Regions from separate parts of the Homo sapiens genome. Here region 1 is linked to region 2. The links are chromatin loops, found by intact Hi-C in ENCODE. Cell type or tissue: heart left ventricle. All regions are shown on one strand. Each heading gives the region's core, and the rest is flanking DNA. Links, peaks and the distances in the headings are about the cores only.

Region 1 (10,281 bases), core at 1,262-9,261, 58 kb before region 2:
TCTTGATTTCTTTTTCAGACTGTTCACAGTTGGCATATAGAAATGCTACTGATTTTTGCATGTTGACTTTATATCCTACAACTTTATTGAATTTGTTTATCACTTTTAACAGTTTGTGTGTCGGTGTGTTTGTGTGTGTGTGCATGTAATCTTTAGTTTTTTGTAAATATAAGATCATATCTGCAAGGAAGAATAATTTGACCTCTTTCTTTCCGATTTGAATGCCTTTTATTTCTTTGTGTTGTCTGATTGCTCTAGCTAGGACTTCCAGTACTATGTTGAATAATAGTAGCAAAGGGGCATCCTTGTCTTGTTCTGGATTATAGGGGAAAGGCTTTCAGTTTTCCCCCATTCAGTATGACACTAGCTGTGGGTCTGTTGTATATGGCTTGTATTGTGTTGAGGTAGGTTCCTTCTATGCCAAGTTTTTTGAGGGCTTTTACTATAGTAGGATATTGAATTTTATCAAATGCTTTTTCAGCACCACTTGAAATGACCATATGGCTTTTGTCCTTCATTTTATTGATATGATGTACCACACTGGTTGATTTGCATATGTTGAAACATCCTTGCATCCCTATGGTAAATCCCACTTGGTTATGATGAATGATCTTTTTAATGTGTTGTTGAATTCACATTGCTAATATTTTGTTGAGGACTTTTGCGTTAATGTTCATCAGGGATATTGGCCTGTAGTTGTCTTTTCTTCTTTTGATACGTCTTTGCCTGATTTGGGTATCAGGGTAACACTGACCTCATAAAATAAGTTTGGAAGTATTCCCTCCTCTATTTTTTGGGATAGTTTGAGGAGGATTGATATTAGTTCTTCTTTAAATGTTTGGTAAAATTCAGCACTAAAGCCATTGGGTCTCAGGTCTTTCTTTGCTGGGAGACTTTTTATTACAGCTTTGATCTTGTTACTTGTTATTGGTCTATTCAGGTTTTGGATTCCTTCATGGTTCAATCTTGGCAGGTTGTATATGTCAAGAACTTATCTATTCTTCTAGGTTTTCCAATTTATTGACATATAGTTGTTCATAGTAGTTGCTCACGATCCTTTGAATTTCTGTGGCATCAGTTGTAATGTCTCCCTTTTCATCTGTGATTTCATTCATTTGGGTCTTCTCTGTTTTTTTCTTAGTCTGACTAAAGATTTGTTGATATTATCTTTTCAAATAACCAACTCTTCATTTCATTGCTTTTTTGTATTTTTATTTCAATTTTATTTAATTCTGCTCTGATCTTCTTTTCTTTTACTAATTTTAGATTTGGTTTGTTCTTGCTTTTCTAGTTATTTAAGATGCACCAGTAAGTTATTTATTTAAAGTGTTTCAATTTTTTTTCATGTAGGCACTTATTGTTTTGTGGCCTAACGTGGTCTATCCTTAAGAATGATCCATGTGCTGAGGAGAATAATGTGTATTCTGCAGCCGTTGGAAGAAATGTTCTGTAAATATCTATTAAGTCCATTTGGTCTATAGCAGATTAAGTCCCATGTTTCTTTGTTCATGATCTTTAGGTCTAATACTATTTGCTTTCTATATGTGGTGATCGAATGTTGGATGCATATATATTTACAATTGTTATATCCTCTTGCTGAATTGGTCCCTTTATCATTATATAATGATCTTCTTTGTCTCCTTATATAGTTTTTGTCTTGAAATCTATTTTTTCTGCTGTAAGTATAGCTACTCCTGCTCTTTTTTGGTTTTCATTTGCATGGAACATTTTTTCCATCCCTTTATTTTCCATCTGTGTGTGTCTTTATAGGTGAAATATGTTTCTTATAGGCAATAGATCATTGTTTTTTTTTTTTTTTTTGACAGGGTCTCACTCTGTCACCCAGGCTGGAGTACAGTGGCATGATTATTGCTCACTGCAGCCTTGACCTTCCAGGGTCAAGTGTTCCTCCCACCTGAGCCTCCCAAGTGACTGGGACTACAGGTGCATGCCACCATGCCCGGCAAATTTTTGTATTTTTTGTAGAGATGGGGTTTCACCATGTTGCGCAGGCTAGTCTCAAACTCCTGGGCTCACCACCCACATTGGCTTCCTAAAGTGCTGGGATTACAGGCATGAGCCACCACACCTGGCAGGTCTTGTTTTTTCAATCCATTCAGCTACTCTGTGTCTTTTTATTGGAAAGTTTAGTCCATTTACATTCACTATTATTACTGATAAGTAAGGGCTCACTACGGTCATTTTGGTTTTTTTTTTCTGATTATTTGTGTCTTCTCTTCCTTCCTTTTTTCCTTCCTTCCTGTTTTCCTTTTTGTGATGGTGATTTTCTCTGGTGGTATCTTTAAATTTCTTGCTTTCTATTTTTTGTGCATGCGTTGTAGGTTTTTTAATTTGTGGTTACCATGAGGCTTGCAAATAACATCTGCATAGTTTATTTTCAACTAATGACAACTTAACACTAATTGCCAAAAAAAAGAACAAAGAGAAAACTAATTAAAAATTCTACAGTTTAACTTCATCCCCCTGCTTTTTAACTTTTTGTTGTTTCTATGATATATATCTTATTATACTGTCATGTCTTGAAAAGTTATTGTAGTTATTATTTTTGATAAGTTCATCTTTTATTCTTTCTTCTTAAGATACGAATAGTTTACACACCACAATTACAGTGCTACACTACTCTGTGGTTGTCTGTGTACGTACTATTACCAATGAGTTTTGCACCTTCAGGTGATTTCTTATTGCTCATTAACATCCTTTTCTTTCAGACTGAAGAATTCACTTTAGCATTTCTTGTAGGACAAGTCTGGTGTTGATTAAATCCCTCAGCCCTTGTTTGTCTAAGAAAGTCTTTATTTCTCTTTTATGTTTGAAGTATATTTTTGCTGGGTATGCTATCCTAGTATAAAATATTTTTTCTTCAGCAGTTTATTTATTTATTTACTTATTTTGAGATGGAGTCTTGCTCTGTAGCCCAGGCTGGAGTGCAATGGCACAATCTTGGCTTACTACAACTTCCGCCTCCTGGGTTCAAGCGATTCTCCTGCTTCAGCCTCCTAAGTAGCTGGGACTACAGGTGCATGCCGCCACACCTGGCTAATTTTTGTTCTTTTAATAGATATGAGGTTTCACCCTATTTGCCAGGCTGGTCTCGAACTCCTGACATCAGGTGATCCACCCGCCTCGGCCTCCCAAAGTGCTGGGATTACAGGCATGAGCCACCATGCCCAGCCTTCCTTTAGCACTTTCAATATGTCATGCCACTCTTTCCAGGCCTGTAAGGTTCCCACTGAGAAGTCTGCTGCCAGATATATTGGAGCTCCTTTGTATGTTATTTGTTTCTTTTCTCTTGCTGCTTTTAGGAGTCTTTCCTTATTCTTGACCTTTGGAAGTTTGATTATTAAATGTCTAGATATAGTCTTATTTGGGTTATATCTGGTGTTCTATAACCTTCTTATACTTGAATATTAATTTTTTTTCCTCTAGGTTTGGAAAGTTCTGTTTATTATCCCTTTGAATAAACTGTCTACCCTGATCTTTCTTTCTACTTTCTTTTAAGGCCAATAACTCTTAGATTTACCCTTTTGAGGCTATTTGCTAGATTTAGTAGACATGCTTCATTCTTTTTTTTAAATTTTTCCCCTCTTTGCATTTTATTTTCCTTTTCATCTTCCTCTTCTTTTTTTTTTTAGACAAAGTTTCTCACCCAGGCTGGAGTGCGGTGGTGCAATCACAGCTCACTGCTGCCTTGACCTCCCAGGCTCAATTGATTCTCTCACTTCAGCCTCCCAAGTAGCTGGGACTACAGACATGTGCCACCACACCCAGCTCATTTATTGTTATTTTTATTTTTATTTTTTGTAGAGATGGGGTTTCACCATGTTGCCCAGGCTGGTCTCGAACTTCTGGCTTCACTTGGTCTGCCACCCTTGGCCTCCCAAAGTGCTGGGATTACAGGCATGAGCCACCATGCCTGGCCACCTCTGTGTATTTTCAAATAGCCTGTCTTTTTTTTTTTTTTTTTTGACAGTTTCACTCTTGTTGCCCAGGCTGGAGTGCAGTGGCATGATCTCTGCTTACTGCAACCTCTGCCTCCCAGGTTCAGGTGATTCTCCTGCCTCAGCCTCCTGAGTAGCTGGATTACAGGCGCCTACCACCGCGCCCAGGTAACATTTGTATTTTTAGTAGAGAAGGGGTTTCACTTTGTTGGCCAGGCTGGTCTCAAACTCCTGACCTCAAGTGATCTGCCTACCTCGGCCTCCCAAAGTGCTGGGATTACAGACATAAGCCACTACGCCTGGCCAAATAGCTTGTCTTCAAGCTCACTAATGCTTCTGCTTGATCAGTTCTGCTGTGGACTGATGCATGCTTTGTATATCAACTGAATTTTTCAGCTCCAGAAGTTCTGCTTGATTATTTTTAATTATTTCAATCTCTTTGTTAAATTTATCTGATAGGATTCTGAATTCCTTCTCTGCATTATCTTGAATTTCGTTGCGCTTCCTCAAAAGAGCTATTTTGAATTGTCTGTCTAAAAGGTCACATATCTGTCACTTCAGGATTGATCACTGGTGCCTTATTTCATTTGTTTGGTGAGGTCATGTTTTCACGGATAGCCTTGATGATGTGGATATTTGTCAATATCTGGGCATTGAAGAGTTAGGTATTTATTACAGTCTTTGCAGTCTGAGCTTGTTTGTACCCATCCTTCTTGGGAAGCCTTGCCAAGCATTCAAAGGGAATTGAGTGTTGTAATCTGTCTTTGGTCACTGCAGCTGTATCTGCACTAGGGGGCACCCCAAGCCCAATAAAGCTGTGACTTTCAGCTGCATAGAGGTGCTACCTTGGTGGTCTTGGGTAAGATCTGGGAGAATTCCCTGGATTACCAGACAGAGACTCTTGTTCTCTTCCCGTACTTTCCCAGGAACAAACAGAGTCTCTCTGATAAGCTGTCTGAAGCTGGGGGAGGGATGATACAAGCACCTCTGTAGCAACACCACTGGGACTTTGTTGGGTCAGACCCAAACCCAGCCCAATACTGTGTCTCACCCAAGGGCCATGGTGACCACTGCCTGGCTACTGCCAATGTTCACTTAAGGCCTGAAAGCTCTAAAATCAGCATCTGGTGAATCTAGCCAGGCTTATGTCCTTCCCTCAGAGTGACAAGCTCATCCCCCAGCCCACGGCAGGTCCAGAAATGCCATCCAGGAGCTGGGGCCTGGAGTCAGAAACCTTAGGAATCCATTTGGTGCTCTAGTCTACTGTAGCCGAGCTGGTGCCCAAACCGCAATACAAAGTCCTTTCCACTCTTCCCTCCCTTTTCCTCATGCAGAAGAACTCTCCCTGTGGTCACAACCAACCCAGGCCTATAGCAAGAACTGCCTGGCTACCGCTGATGCTCACTCAAGATCCAAGGGCTCTCTCTTCAAGTTGTGTTGAATACTGCTGGGCCTGGGTCTCTCCCTTCAGGGCAGTAGGCTCCCCTCTGGCCCAAGGCAAGTCCAAAAATGTCACCCAGGAGCTAAGGCCTGGAATTGGGAAACCCAAAAGACCACTCGGTGCTCTACCCCACTGTGGCTGAGGTGGTGTCCAAGTTGCAAGACAAAGTCCCTTTTATTCTTTCCTTTCTTCAAACAGAAAGGGTTTCTTTCTGTGGCCATCACAACTGGGAATGTGCTGGTTCACCTGAAGCCAGCATGGCACTGGGTCTCACCCAAGGCTCGTGGTAAATACTGTCTGGCTACCACTGATGTTTATTCAAGGCCCATGCACTCTACTCAGCAGATGATGAATCCTGCCAAGTCTGGGTTTTCCTCCTTCAAGACGCTGCATTCTCTTTTGTCCCAGGGTGTGTCTAGAAATGTCGTCTGGGAGCTAGAGCCTGAAATAAGGGCCTCAGGACTCTACCTGCTGCCCCATTCTACTGTGGCTAAGCTAGTATCCAAGTTGCAAGACAAAGTCCCCTTTACTCTCCTCTCTGCTCTCCTCAAGCAGAAGGAAGGAGTCTCTCCGGGAGCTGCAAGCTGCGCTGCCTGGCTTTGGGGGAGTGGTGATGCAAGCACTCCCTTGATTGCCCTGGGTATTGTCTTGCTAGGTCACATGCACCCCACGTTCACTGGCTCCAAGCCTAGCAGAGCACCAAGATTTGCCCAGGAATTGCAGTCCTTGTGGCCTACACTGCCTTCCAAGTTTCTGTAGAACCCCAGAGCACTTTAGCCTGCGGTGATGAGGCTGGCCGGAACTCAGTTTCTGACCACTGGGATGGATGATTCCCCTCTGGCTAGGGCTTGTCTAAATGCTCTCTCCGTGGGTGCTGGTTGAATTCTGCCTTGTGTTGCTTTCTGCTGTGACAGGGCAGCACTGAGTTCCAGTACAAAGTCCCATAATCTCTCTGCCAAGTACATAGATTCTCTCTCTGTGCCATGAGGCCTCAGGCAGGGGATGAGAGAGGGGTAGTGCAGGTGAGTCAAGACTGTCTTTCCTACTCTCTTTAGTGCCTCTTTCTTTGATGTGATGTTAAAACCAGGGACTGTGACTGCTCACCTGATTTTTGGTTCTTATGAAGGTGCCTTCTTGTGTGGATAGTTTTTCAATTTGGTTTCCTGCTGGCGGCAGGTGGGGGCAATTTCTGGAGGGTGCATTTGGCCATCTTGCTCCGCCTCCCTCTCATAGGCAACTCCTAGTTGTTTTTTGGATCATGAAAGTGTATTGGATTTTGTCAAATTTTTTTTCTGAATCAGTTGAGTTGATCATGTGGGGCTTTTCCCCTTCACTCTATTAATATGGTATATTACACTGATTTTTGTATGTTAAACCACCTTTGTATTCCTAGAATAAATCCCACTGGTCATGGTGATAATCCTTTAACACACTGCTAAATTGGGTTTGCTAGAATTTTGTTGAGAATTGTTGCATCTATATTCATACAGGATCTTGATCTGTTTTTTTTTGTTGTTGTTGTTGGTTTGTTTTACAGTGTTTGTTTGTTTGTTTTGTTTTGTTTTTTGAGATGGAGTCTCGCTCTGTGACCCAGGCTGGAGTGCAGTGACGTGATCTTGGCTCACTGCAACCACCACCTCCCAGGTTCAAGTGATTCTCTGCCTCAGCCTCCCAAGTAACTGGGATTACAGGCACATGCCACCACACCCAGATAGTTTTTGTATTTTTAGTAGAGATGGGGTCTTGAACTCCTGATCTCAGGTGATCTGCCCTCCTTGGCCTCCCAAAGTGCTGGGATTACAGGTATGAACCACCATGCCCAGCCTGTTTTATAATGTTTTTATCTGGCTTTGTTATCAGGGCAGCACTGGCCTCATAGAATGCATTAGAAAGTGTTCTCTTTAGTTTTTTGGAAGAGTTTGGGAAGGACTGGTGTCTCACTTTTTCACCCAAGCTAAAGTGCAGTGGTGTGATCAAAGCTCACTACAGCCTCAAACTCCTGGGCCTGAGTGATCCTACCGCCTCAGCCTCCCAAGTAGCTAAGACTACAGGTGGGCACAATCATGCCTGGCAAATAAAATTGAAAAAAAATAAAGGCCGGGCAGGGTGGCTCACGCCTGTAATCCCAGCACTTTGGGAGGCCGAGGTGGGCAGATCACGACGTCAGGAGATCGAGACCATCCTGGATAACACGGTGAAACCCGGTCTCTACTAAAAATACAAAAAAATAGCCAGGCGTGGTGGCAGGCGCATGTAGTCCCAGCTACTCGGGAGGCTGAGGCAGGAGAATGGCATGAACTCGAGAGGTGGAGTTTGCAGTGAGCCGAGATCGCGCCACTGCACTCCAGCCTGGGGGACAGAGTAAGACTCCGTCTCAAAAATAAATAAATAAATAAATAAATAAATAAATAAATACATAAATAAATAAAATTTTTTTTTTTTTTTTTTTGTAGAGATGGGGTCTTGCTATTTCCCAACCTGGTCTTGAACTCCTGACCTCAAACAATCCTCCCACATCGGCCTCCCAAAGTGCTGAGGTTACAGGCATGAGCCATTGCTCCTGGCCTGGTGTTAGTTCTTTAAATGTTTGGTAGAAACCAGTAGTTAAGCCATTCGGCTCTAGGCTTTTCTTTATAGGGAGACTTTTGGTTACTGACTCAGTCTCCTTACTTGATTACAGTTAAGATTTTCTACTTTTTCTTGAGTCAGTTTTGGTAGTCTGTTCACAGTTTTTTTCCACAAATTTGTCTATTTCATCCAGATTATCCAATTTGTTTATAATTATTTACAGTATTCGCTTATATTCCTTTTATTTCTGTATAGTAAATAGTAATGTTCCTGCTGTAATTTCTGATTTTATCATTAGTCTTCTCTCTTGTTTTCTTAGTCAATCTAGCTAAAGATTTGTCAATTTTGTTATTCTTTTCAAAGAACCAACTTTTAGTTTTTTTATTTTCTCTGTTTTTCTGTTTCTCTATTTTGTCTCCATTTTAATCTTTTTAAAAATTTTTGGTAAAAGATACGTAGCATAAACGATACCATTTTAACCATTTTATGTGTACAGTTAGGCGGCTTTAGGTACATTCACATTGTTGTGCAACCATCACTATCATCCATCTCCAGAACTTTTTCATCTTCCCAGATGGAAACCCTGCACCAATTGAATTAGCTCTCTATTTTTCCTTTCCCCAGCCCCTGGCAACCACCATTGTACTTTTTGTCTTTATGAATTTAACTACTTCCTCATAGTGGAGCCATACTGTACTTGTCTTTTTGTGACTGGCTTATTTTACCTAGCATGATGGCTCAATATTCATCTATATTGTAACATGTCAGAATTTTCTTCTTTTTTAGGGCTTAATAATATTCTATTATATGTATATACCATCTTTTAAAAATCCATTATCTGTCAATGGATGCTTATATTGCTTCTGCCTCTTTACTACTGGGAATACTGCTATTCTCTAATCTTTATTGTTTCTTTTCTTTTGCTAGTTTTGGATTTAGCTTGTTCTTTTGTTGTTGTTGTTGTTGTTTTTCCTGGTCCCTGTAGGTGTACAGTTAGGTTATGAATTTGAGATCTTTCTTCTTTTTTATTATAGCTGTTCATAGCTATAAACTTCTCTCTTAACACTGCTTTTGCTGCATCCCATAAGTTTCGGTACGTTGTTCTTTTGTTGTCATTCATTTCAAAGTATTTTCTGATTTCCCTTATGATTTCTTCTTGACCTGTTAATTGTTTAAGAATGTATGGTTTAATTTCCACATATTTGTGATTTTTCCTTCTGTTATTGATTTCAAGTTTTATTCCATTGTGATTGGAAAAGTATTATGTATTATTTCAATTTTTAACATTTATTAAGACTCATTTTGTGGCACCCTGGACTTTTGAGATAGCAGATTCATGGGAGCAGCAAGAGTAAAAGCTACATTGCACTGGGCTGAAGCCTGGGAAGGGAAAGGGGGGCACTTGGCAAGATGAGAACTGTGCTAGGAAAGAAATGCAAGTGATGACATTAGGAGGGGGAGGAGGGAGAAAGATTGCACATATCCTGTGGGAATGATCAGGGAGGATAGATGGAAATACAAGAAAAGGAAGGTAATGGGTGGAGCAAGGCCTTTGAGAGATGGAATGGGGCCCAGGTTGCTAACCTGAGACCCAGATAGTAAAGATGCCTTGGCTAGAAGGAAGGTCATACCTGCCTTTGAGTCGCATACAAGGAGAATCCAGCAGTGCTTGGCACATAGTAGAAGCTTAGGGTAGCGCCTGAGAGTTGTTTCCCAATCTATCTTCTCCTCTCTTTACATAGGAATTGAATTTTTAACTGGGCACATATCCATCCAGTGTAAGACTACATTTCTCAGCCTCCTTTGCAGCTAGTTCTAGCTATTTGATTAAGTGCTGGCCCCTGGGATATGAGTAGAAATGATGGTGCAACTTCAATATCAAGGTTAAAGGGAAGAAGTATGTCCTCTTCTTCCCCTTTTTTCCTTCTAGTTGGTGCAAATTCAGCCCTTTTGGGAGGAGTTTGAGCAGCTATCTTGGACCACACGATAGACAATGTGTGTGGGGAGTGGCAGAGCCACATCATAGAAGGACCATAGGCCCTTACTGATTGTAAAGCCAGCCCACCTCCTGGCATGCCTGCTTGGACTTTCTGTGAGATAAAGTGACTTCTCTCTTGTTTGATCCACTGTTATTTTAGATCTCTCTGTTACTGCAGCTGAACTAATCTTTTAACTAATGTAACATTTACTGCTGGGTGCTATGGCTAATGCCTGTAATCCCAGCATTTTGGGAGGTCAAGGCAGGAGGATTGCTTGAGTTCAGGAATTCAAGACCAGCTTAGCCAACACAGCAAGACCCCTGTCTTTACAAAA
Region 2 (10,079 bases), core at 2,080-10,079:
CCTGGGTCCAGCCTGTGGGCGCTTGCCCCTGGGCTTGGGGCTGCCGTCCCCACTCAGGCGTGGTCTGCAGCGCTGTCAGTTCAGTGTGGAAAGCATTTCTTTTTAAGTTATCGTAACTGTTCCTGTGGTTGCTTTGAAAGAACCCTTCCTTACCTGGTGTGTTTTCTATAAATCTTCATAGGTTATTTTGATTCTCTCTCTCTCTCTCTCTAAGTTTTTTAAAAATAAACTTTTCAGAACAGTTTTAGATGTACAGAGTCATTGTGAACATACAATAGGGAGTTCCCATGTATCTTGTACCCAGTTTCCCTTCTTGTTAACGTGTTACATCAGATAGCACATTTGTCACCGTGAATGACCAATACTGATGCATTATTCTACTGCGTTCACATTTTCTCAGTTTTACCTAATGTCCTTTTTCTGTCCCAGGATCCCATCCAGGATAACCCATTACAACTAGTTGTCATGTCTCCTTAGATGCCTCTTGGCTGTGACATCTTCTTAGATTTTCCTTGTTCTTGATGACCCTGACAGTTTTGAGGAGGACTGATCAGGTATCTGTAGAACATCCCTCAGTTGGGGTTTGTCTGATGCTTTTCTCATGAGTAGACTGGGATTGTGGGTTATGGAGAGGAAGACTAGAGGTGAAATGTGGTTCTGATCACATCGTATCATGTGTGGTTCTCATCACATGCTAGCAACATGACTCATCGTTGATGGTGAGCTTGACCCTTTGGCTGAGGTCATGTTTGTCGGGTCTTCTCACTGTAAAGTTACTCTCTGCTGCCTTTCCATACTGAATTCTTTGGAAGGAAGTCACTATATGCAGCCCACACTTAAGTGGCAGGGGTTATGCTCACCTCTAGAGAACTGAGTATTTACCAAAATTATTTGGGATTCTGCATGGAAGATTGTATCAGAATGGACTTACGGAAGTTCATTGTATACTTTAGTAGATTTATTTTGTTGCTCAAATTGAGCCAGCTTTGGCCAGTGAGAGCTCTTGTCAGTTGGCTCGTGTGTCCCTATCTCTGAAGTGTCCCTCTGAAGTGTCCCTATCTCTCTGGCCGAATCTCTGCGTTCGCCCACTAAGTAAGCAGCAAGGGCAAGTGCAGCACTGGGCAGTGCACCTTACTGGAATGTGCCTTCCCAGTAGGATGAGAGCTGCGTTCTTGCCCTTGCCAGGCCTGTCCTTCCCTGCTGGCTCCGTGGTGCCTGAGGTGGGGCTAAGTACCCGGACGCTGTTCCCAGCACTTGCTCCTTGTGCTAGTTCAGACTGGATCTCCGTGCTGTAATGATATGGGAGGCAGGGCTGACTAGGATGGTCATCTTGGTCCAGTGCTTTAGTTCAGACTAACTATGAGCTCCTTGTGGGGCAAGCAGCATTGTCCTTCCATTAGGGACAGTCCCCTGTAGTCATGTCAAGGGGACAGTGGGAGGGGGCGGAGATGATGCTGGGGATTCCATCTAGCCTGAGAGGCCCCAGCCGTCCCTGCTGCCAGAGTGAATCTTCTCCCTCGGCCTGGCCCCTGAGGAGACACTGGCATGCACAGCAGTGGTGGTGGGACCCTTCATGAAGTCAGCTGTGCATGTGGCCCATGCCGGCTGCCAGTGTCCTCTGAGGCTGCGCTTGTCTTTAGCCTCCCCACTCGAGCCATGTTAGACAAACAGAAGAGAGATGCAGCAAGAGCTTATTGCACCAGGGACTGTGTTCACACTCTGCGTTCCATGTTGCCTTCACAGTAGCCTGTGAGACTGGGATAGGTGTGCTAGCCCACTTCCAAGACCACTTCCACAGAGGAGGCAAGTCCCTTGGCCAGCTAGTGAGAGATGGAACCAGGATTTGAAATCAGGCTGCTTGGAACCTGTGTTCCTAACTCCTGGGGGCCATACTGCCTCCTTCTGTGTTGGCATTTAGCAGCAGCTAGGAGCTGTCAAGATCTGACCTTTGTACCAGCCAGGTGAAGGAAGCGGGGTCCGGTGTGGGGAAGGTGACCCACCTAGAGGACCAGAACCAGGCCTCTGCCCTGGCTGGGCCTCTCACTTGGGCTCCAAGCCTTTCATGCTGTTTAAGGAGCAAGATGGAAGTGGCGCTGACAGCAGATCTCACAGCCGCGGGTGGGGACAGAGTCTTCTTCGGCTGCCCAAGGTACCAATATCCAGATCAGCCAGGTGAGGAGGGGACCGTGGTCTTGCTCTTCCTAGGCCACAGACCCCTGGTTCCTGCCCCTCAAATATCCTAGCTGAGGTGGTACCCAGAGAGATGGCCCAGTTCGCTGGTCTGTGCTCCAAAGTGAGGGAGATGGTTCTGGATAGGTAGGAAGGTGGGATTATTTTAATTTTCCTCCTATTTTTTCCAGCAAGGCCTGTGATTATTACATTAATCTTCCGGGCGAAGTTTTTACGACTGATCCCTCACCAACTATGAGAAGTTTCTCCATCCATTACTAAGAGGGAAACAGACCCTGGTGGGGAGGAAAATATTTGTTACATCTTATCAGGCTGACACACAATCTAACAACAATTACAGCAGCCTCATTTTTTGCACTATTTCAGCTCCAGTGTGAAAAATTGTTGTAATATTAAAGTGAGGCAGGGTGGGGGCTGGTCATCGGAAGTGGTTGAATATTCCAGGCTCTCAGCGCAGGCTCTCTTGGGTGCCACCCAGGGAGCTGATTGGGTGGCTGAGGAGAGGGAGGGAGGAATTTTCACATAAATCCCAGCGCCCTGTCTCCTGTGCTAATGGCCCCAGAGATACTTGTGAGACTGGGAAGGGCTCTTGAAAGACGCGTCCCTGGCCCTGGCAGGGAAACCACCTTGTGCCCTGCCTCATTTTCTCAGTGCAGATACCTTCTTACTGCCACATGTCTTAGGGTTGCACCTGCCAGATTGATTGGTAGGATAGTTTGTTTTTTAGGACTAAATGAATCATGCTGTCACACCAGAGAGTGACTTCTTGGTTAGCAAACCTTAGCCATTTGTGTAATAAAATGGGGGTACAGAAGGGGGCTGGGGTTGCACTCCCAGTCGACCTCTATCCCTCAGAAACTGGCCAGCCCTGGGCAGAGCAGCTGGGGTACCCCAAGAAGGCCCTGCTCTGGAGGGCTGTGGGCAGAGGAGCAGTGGGAGGGGACCCAGGGGTTCTGGGGCTCAGCAGGGCATGGTATTGATTGCATTTTCCTCCTCTGTGTGGCCCTTGGTCCTAGCCCCATGAGTCTTTGGTTTCCTGGTGTGTGAGTGGGAAGTTCATATCCCATAGACCCATGTGAGGACTTGGTGAAGTGACCCACATGTAGCTGTATCAGGTACCCAAGAGACTAAGAGGCAGTAAAGAGTTCCTGATTCCTGGCCCACTTGGAAAGAGGTCACAGTTTGTCAAACTGGAGGAAGCAGCCTGCTAGGCCCTGCCCCTCCCTATCGCAGACAGCTGGCACTTGGAAGGACCCTTAGGATCCCCCTGTGTTTGGAAAAAGCCCTGTAGCCCAGAGGGGCCAGCACTGGCTCAGGGCCACACAGCCCAAGAGCAGAGGGGGTAGCACGGGGCAACTGCCAGAAACAACGCACTGCTTCTCACTGGGGCCCTAGCATCCCATCCTGGGTGAGGCTCAGCTAGGGCTGAGGCAGCCAGAGGGGGCGAAATGACCACCCCCTTGTCCCAGCCAGTGCTGGTGTTTGTCAGGTCAGACCTGCTCTCATTTGGTGTCTGGGAAAGAGGTCCCTCGGGAGGTAGAACAGTGTTCACCCCCTTCATCCGTGGTCATCCATTCATTCTCCACACAGAAGTTCCTCTTTCTTGCTTCCTCCAGTATGCAGCCACTCCCCTTCCATTTGTTCTGGGGAGAGCAGGCCATAAGAGGATAGGGGGTGAGGGAGGCCTGGGCAGGGGGGCTGGGGAGCTTAGGGTGCAGGGCGGGCCACGCAGCAGGGCCCCGGAACTGTGAAGGGGTGGGCCGGCCACGGGGGCTGCCTGTCGTCCCCTGCTGCCCTGCCGCCCCTCCCGTCACTTGGCGGCAGGCACGGTGATTAATGGCCAGGCCGTGCGGGCTGGGCGGCCATCAGCGCGCGTCTCGGCGACGGATGCGGCTGTCAGGCCGGCCCGGCCCGCGCTGACCCCCGGGCAGGGGCCCGGCGCGATCAATGGGCGGCGCGCAGCGGGCGGCGGCTGGGCCGCCGCGATAAGATGGGCCGATGGGCGCCTGCCGATTGCCCGCTCCGTCACCCGCCGTCACCGTCACCGTCACGCCGCCAGCACGCAGATCAGCGCCGTCAGCGCCGCGTGATTAATGGGGACGCCGGCAGCTGCGGGGAGGGCGCGGGCATGCGGACCCCGCACCCAGAGGGACATGGTGGGGTGCGGGGTGCGGGCTGGGACGCCGCACACGGCACGCTGCACTTACACTGGAGCCGCATGCAGGGAACGGGGGACACGGCGGGATGCGGGCTGCAGGTCTGGGGCACACGGCGCAGGTTTTCACGGGGCTGCGCGCGCGCGTGTGTATGTAGTGGGTGGAGGTCCCGGTGCCACCGTGACACAAGGGCCTGAGTGACTTAGGCCTGAGGGGTGGGGGGAGGAGGGACCACACCTACTGTGACCTCCCCACCGCGATCCCTGCCTGGCCTAGGCCTCAGCCACCAGGTCCACCAGCCTCTTCGGTCTTTGCAAGCCTGCCCACTGTCCCAACCATCTTTGAGAACCCAGACTAGACGGTCAGGACCCCGACCCAAAACCCTTCCACAGGTCCCATGGCTAAATCCCAGGTTCCCCACCCTCCCGGCAGGCCCGCAGGAATGCCGGCCCCGCCTCTCCATGCCGGCCGCCCCCCTGTGCTCCTTTAGCTGTCATCGCAAGTGGTCCCGTCCCCCAGAGCTTCGTCCCTGGGTCGGGTCATGCTGTTGGGGACGCCCTGAGCGCTCTCAGCGCACCGTTGGCCCTGCTCGCTCCCCACCGGGTGAGGAGGGCAAGAGCCGGCTTCCCACCCCCCTCCTCCGCGCCAGAGCGCACAAATCCCCACTCGAAGCGACCTGCCTCTGAGGCACTGCCCCTCCAGAATAGCGCTGGTCCGCCGGGACCCACTCGGAACTCGGGAATCGGGAGGGAGAGGCTCGCCCAACCCAAATACCCACATGCCGCCAGGGAGGAGCCGTGTGCCAGGTGTGCAGAGAGGGGGCCGGAGGGCTTCCCAATGCCAGTGACAGGAGCGCAGCAGGGACAGCCGGGCGCGAGTGTGGGACTGACCCGAAGTCCGAACTGCCAAGGAGAGCGAGACGAGGGGAAGGGGGGGGCCCCGGCTGGGTGGACTGGGGCCTATCCCGTGGGCAGTGGGGATCTCAGGGCCAAGCGGCAGCGGAGGCAGGACCAGCCACTCTCACTTTTCCCCTCGAAAACCACAGCGTTCCAGGGCCGCGAGGCACCCCGCGGGAGCTTGCGAGGACACAGCGCCCCCGTGTGGGCGGACGCGCACAGAGTCGCGCCCGTGGCGTTTCGGGCCCAGGCTCCGCCCCCGCCGCGCTGCCCCTCCCCCCATGGGGGCGTGGCCAGGCCTAGCCCAGGGATCCGAGATTCCAAGTCACACCCAGCACGACTTGGGAAGTCGCGACGAAAGTGCGCGACTTCCCAGCAAGCGAGGTTGAAGTCCCGGCAGGCAGGGAGGAAGGCGTGTGTCCCCCCGTGCATGCGGGGAAGGAGCAGTGGGGGAAGGCTGAGTTGGGCTTTCAATTAAAAAAAATGTGCATACACTTAGTTTTTTGATGCAAAATTGCCAAAGGCGTGTACCGTGAAAACCTACCTCGACACCTGCCCCCTGCCTCCTGTTCCCTTTCCGGAAGCGCCTGCCTTACACCGGTGTGTTCCTCTAGAGATGGCCAGGACCTGGGTGAGGCAGCACACACTCACAGGACCTTCCCAACACTCATTATGAAACATATCACATGGAAAACTGCAAGAATTACAGGCAATCGCCTCTCAGCCTTTGGCTAAGATCAAGTGTAGTGTTCTTATCACTTTAATATCTGCTATCTGAGGACAGTATGTTAAATGGATTTTTGGAGCAGGGAGATGGAATAGGACCTTGCTCTTTCCACTCCATGCATCCACCTGGTATTGCAGTACCTCCAGGAATAGTGCACCCCCTTTGGGGGAATAAAAAAAAAGGATTGCAGGTGAGCCCCCATATCCCTGTCATCTAGGCACTGCACTGCCCATCCCCCTGTCTGCCTGCCAGTCAGTCTTGTCAGTCTTCTGTGCATTTCAAAGTGAGTTGCAGATACAACAACCTCTGTAAATAGTTAAGCATGTGTATAATTATCTAGAGTTCAGTACTTGATTATGGTTTTTTAAGTTTTTTTTTTTTTTTTTTTTTTTGAGACGGAGTTTCGCTCCTGTTGCCCAGGCTGGAATGCAATGGCGCCATCTCAGCTTACTGCAACCACCGCCTCCCGGGTTCAAGTGATTCTCCTGCCTCAGCCTCCCAAGTAGCTGGGATTATAAGCGCATGCCACCACACCCAGCTAATTTTGTGTTTTTAGTAGAGATGGGGTTTCTCCATGTTGGTCAGGCTGGTCTTGAACTCCTGACCTCAGGTGATCCACCTGCTTTGGCCTCCCACAGTGCCAGAATTACAGGCATGAGCCACTGTGCCCGGCTGCTTATGGTTATTTTTAAACGTTAAAAATACAGTGAAATGTACAAATCCTAAGTGGAGCACTCCATGAGTTCTGACTAATGAAACCCAAATCCCAGTGAAGGATATTACTATTGCCCAGAAAGTTCCTTGTGCCAATCTCTAACACACTAGAGGCAACCACTGTTAGAATTTTTTTTTTTTTTGCAATAGATTAGGTTTTCCTGCTCTAGAATTTCATGTAAATGGCATCATACAACATGACTTGTTTCTTTCACTTAGCTTTTGAGCTCCTGAATGTTGTGTGTATGGATAGTTTATTTTTTATTGCTGGGTAAAATGCCACCCTGTGGATCCACCACATGTATCCATTTGCCTGTTGATGGCCACCTAGGCTGTTCCCTATTTTTCAGCTATTATGAACATTCTTGTACAAGTCTTTGTATAGGCATATATTTTCATCTTGGGTTTCAATACCCAGGAGTAGAATAGCTGGGTGTAGGGTAAGTGTATGTCTAGTTTTATGGGAAATTGCTACACCTTTTCCTGATGTAGTCTATTAGTCACTTCCTACCCCCCTTTTAAACACAAATGGTAGCATACGCTATTGTTTCTTGCTTTCTGTATTCTTCCTTGACAGCATATCTTGGAGATTCTTCTAACTCAACATATAAAGAATGTCCTCCTAGTTCCTTTCCACAGGGAGGAGCTGCTGTAATTTATTCAGCCCCCTCCGATGGGCATTTAGATGTTTCTAGCCTTATTGAGCTGTGCTTTGAAGGATGAACAGGAGCTTGTCAGGCAGACAGCAGAGGGAACAAGGCCCACAGGTTTGACAGACACTGCAGAACCCTTACTGCTGGGGCATGAGCTTTTAAGAGGAGAGGCACCTTCTGTTCCATTTCCCCATGAGGCTCAATAATGTTTGCTGAGTGGAAAGGAGTGGGTAATGTGGCCCTAGAAGGGATTGGGGCAGGGGAGTGAGGTGGGCACTACCACTTAGGGGCACACCTGGCTCTCCAGAACCAGGCATTGGTAGGTGCTGAAGCTCAGGTTGGGGCTTTTGCTGACTCTCGGACAGTGCCACATGCCCATCCCCTGGCCCTCATCAGGAATCCGTTGCTCTTCCCCAGGCCATGGGGCTCAGACCCCTCAGAAATGAGATGGGAGGCTCATCCCAGCCTTCCTGAGGACTTCATGCTGGCCTGGCTTCAGCAGGAGCAGGCTGGGGGCGGGGTATGGGGTAGGGCATCAGCAGGTCCAGGGAGGCAGTGGTAAAGCAGCACCATGGATGGAGCGGAGTGCCAGTTGAAGCGGGTGCTGCCCCTGAGCCAAGGGCAGCAAGGGGAAGCTCCGGGGGTGGGGCCTGTTTCCCTAGACTCCTCATTCCTTGCCCCAGCTACGTCCCTAGCAGAAGTACCTGCAGGCAGGACCAGCAGCCAGACAGGGACTTGGAGTAGGAAGTGAGCCTTAGGCTTTTTGTCCTGGCTCGGGAGCTAAGTGACTTTTGGCCACACTCTATTTCCCTGGGCCTCAGTTTCTTCACCTGTAAAATGGACGGACTTGTTTCCTCCTGGGCCTCTAGTGGGGTGAAGTGAGAGCACATGTAGGAAGTGGCTGGGACAGTGCCTGCCCCAAGGGAAAAAGCAGAGTAAGCCTTACCCCCCCATCACTGTGCATTAGTTCCCTGTGCATGGGGAGGAGCCAGGTGGAGAGACACCAGGGCCTGCCATCTTGAAGCGTGCGTGGCTGCTGGAATGTGGGCTCCGTTTGCTCTCAGGCAAGAGGGGCCACGGCCACAGGTGCAAACGAATACCTGAGGCACGAGAGATGGCCTACTGCTTCCCTGGGGCAGCAGGTTTTCTAACATATTTATACTGGCAAGCACCCTGCCTGCCTCAGCAATTCACAGCGCCTGGCTGGTCTGGAGCCTGAGGCCACGTGCTGTGCTCCTGTCCAGGGCCTCCCTGAGCCCTGAGGCCAGCAGGTGCAGAGGGAGCGCGGGGCAGACCTGGCTGCACATGTGTCCTAGCAGTCTCAAAACACAGTGCTGAGGTGTGGCTTCTGCAAGGCCAGGCCCACACCTGTCCATCAGGTGGTCTCAGAGGAACCATCCTGCTCTGACCCAACTCCCCTTGGAAATCAGTTTCCAAGACAAGGTCTAAGACTACAAGGAAATACTGAGGCTGGAGCCCAGCTAAGGAGTAACGACCTCCCACAGCCCTGGTCAGGCCTGCCCTGGGGTTGCCCACCCACCTGCCCCTCAAGTTCCTGAGGAAGCACCAGGCCCAGGTGGTGGGGACGGCGGCAGGTTTGGGGTGAGGCCCTGTCCAGGACTGGGGAGAGTGGAAATGTGGCCTACCACTGGGGGCTTGGTGTAGAAACAGAAAGACTTCTAGACACGTTCTAAGGGAGCAGCCACAAGCCTGCCACTCCCACCCACACAACACTGGGTCCTTCTGGCTTGGCTACAGGTCGGGTCTGAGGCCAGCCTCACAACCAAGTTAAGACTTCTCCAATCACCAGCTGGGTACTGGAGCTGAGGCTCAAAGGGCTTCGAGTTATGGGGCCCTAGGCTCCTGCTAGAAGGTTCCCACTCTTCCACGGGGTGGCAGGCGCCCTGGCTCAGCGGAGGCCTCTGCATTCTCACGGGACAGCCAGTGCACTCTGCCTCACGGGCAGAGCCCTGCAGCAGCTCCACATGTGGCCCAGCACCCATATCACTTTATCACAAATGTGAGCACCAGGTTGACATGACCATCAGAAGGGAACTTTTCCAGGCAAAATGCCTGAGTGCCCCAACCAAGCCTTTGACACACACAAAGCTGCAACCAAGCTTTGCGCCTCACTGGCCTTTTTGGGAATAAAATCTAATTTAAAATCAAGAGAACATGATCAAGTACCTTGTAAAAAACTGGCTTTATTTGTCACTTATTCACCTTATCTCAGTTATGCCATTTTGGCGTCCACAGTGACAGTCCCCTGGAAGCTGGGGTCAGCCCCCACCCACCCACCGTGACCATCACCCACAGGGCGTGAGTGTGGGCCTTGCAGGGCCCAGCCGATGGTTACAGGCTGCAGGCGGGACTATGGGGCTCCTCCTGAGGCCTGGTGCCTTCCAGCCCCCTGCCCACCAGCTTGGGTACAGCTGCCTGCCTGCCAGAGGCCAAGCATTCCTAAGCGTGGGCTGGGGGAGGCCCTGCCCCTCTGTAGCAGCAGAGCAGACAGGGCAGTGGGAGAACCATGTGGGTAGGAGGGCATCAGGTCTCAAGAGCCTCTCCCCTGCTCAGGACTGGGTCTAGACAAGGCCACGTGTGATAGGGTGGTAAGCCCTGGGCCATATGGAGGAGCCTGGGGCCCATCTTGGTTCTGCTGCTGAGTTGCTGGGTGGCTTTAGGCAAGTCCCTTCTTGTCCCTTGGTCACTCTGTTTCCTGGCTAGCACTGCCAGCAAGGTCTCC

The links. Peaks named below come from ENCODE experiments on the same cell type or tissue, not always from the same donor. Only the 100,000 strongest peaks of a DNase experiment are listed, where the experiment ranks them.
Region 1: a loop joins it to region 2, with 3.0 times the contacts of the local background. A loop is called at or near these places in 51 of 110 quality-filtered maps.

Annotation. Positions count from the first base shown.
Region 1 is chr3:128,128,164-128,138,444 of GRCh38, reverse strand. It overlaps a transcript of RUVBL1 not described here. Among named protein-coding and RNA genes, the nearest start is that of RUVBL1, 9.5 kb to the right of the region's middle. RefSeq lists a silencer at 4,685-4,979. In heart left ventricle, for the core only: a CTCF peak has its summit at 4,752 (motif pointing right); no DNase peak of the experiment used is centred there.
Region 2 is chr3:128,071,125-128,081,203 of GRCh38, reverse strand. It overlaps SEC61A1 (SEC61 translocon subunit alpha 1), which reads right to left. Exons shown (of 12, transcript NM_013336.4): 12 at 9,521-10,079. RUVBL1-AS1 (RUVBL1 antisense RNA 1) reads right to left here and starts at 5,394. Exons shown (of 2, transcript NR_046645.1): 1 at 5,125-5,394; 2 at 2,148-2,465. It overlaps RUVBL1 (RuvB like AAA ATPase 1), which reads left to right. Exons shown (of 11, transcript NM_003707.3): 11 at 1-394. It also overlaps the pseudogene RNU2-37P. RefSeq lists silencers at 3,797-3,896, 5,238-5,677, 5,688-5,737. In heart left ventricle, for the core only: CTCF peaks have their summits at 5,226 and 5,443 (motif pointing left); DNase peaks (open chromatin) are centred at 4,398, 4,503, 4,783 and 5,453; H3K4me3 peaks cover 2,325 bases; H3K27ac peaks cover 836 bases.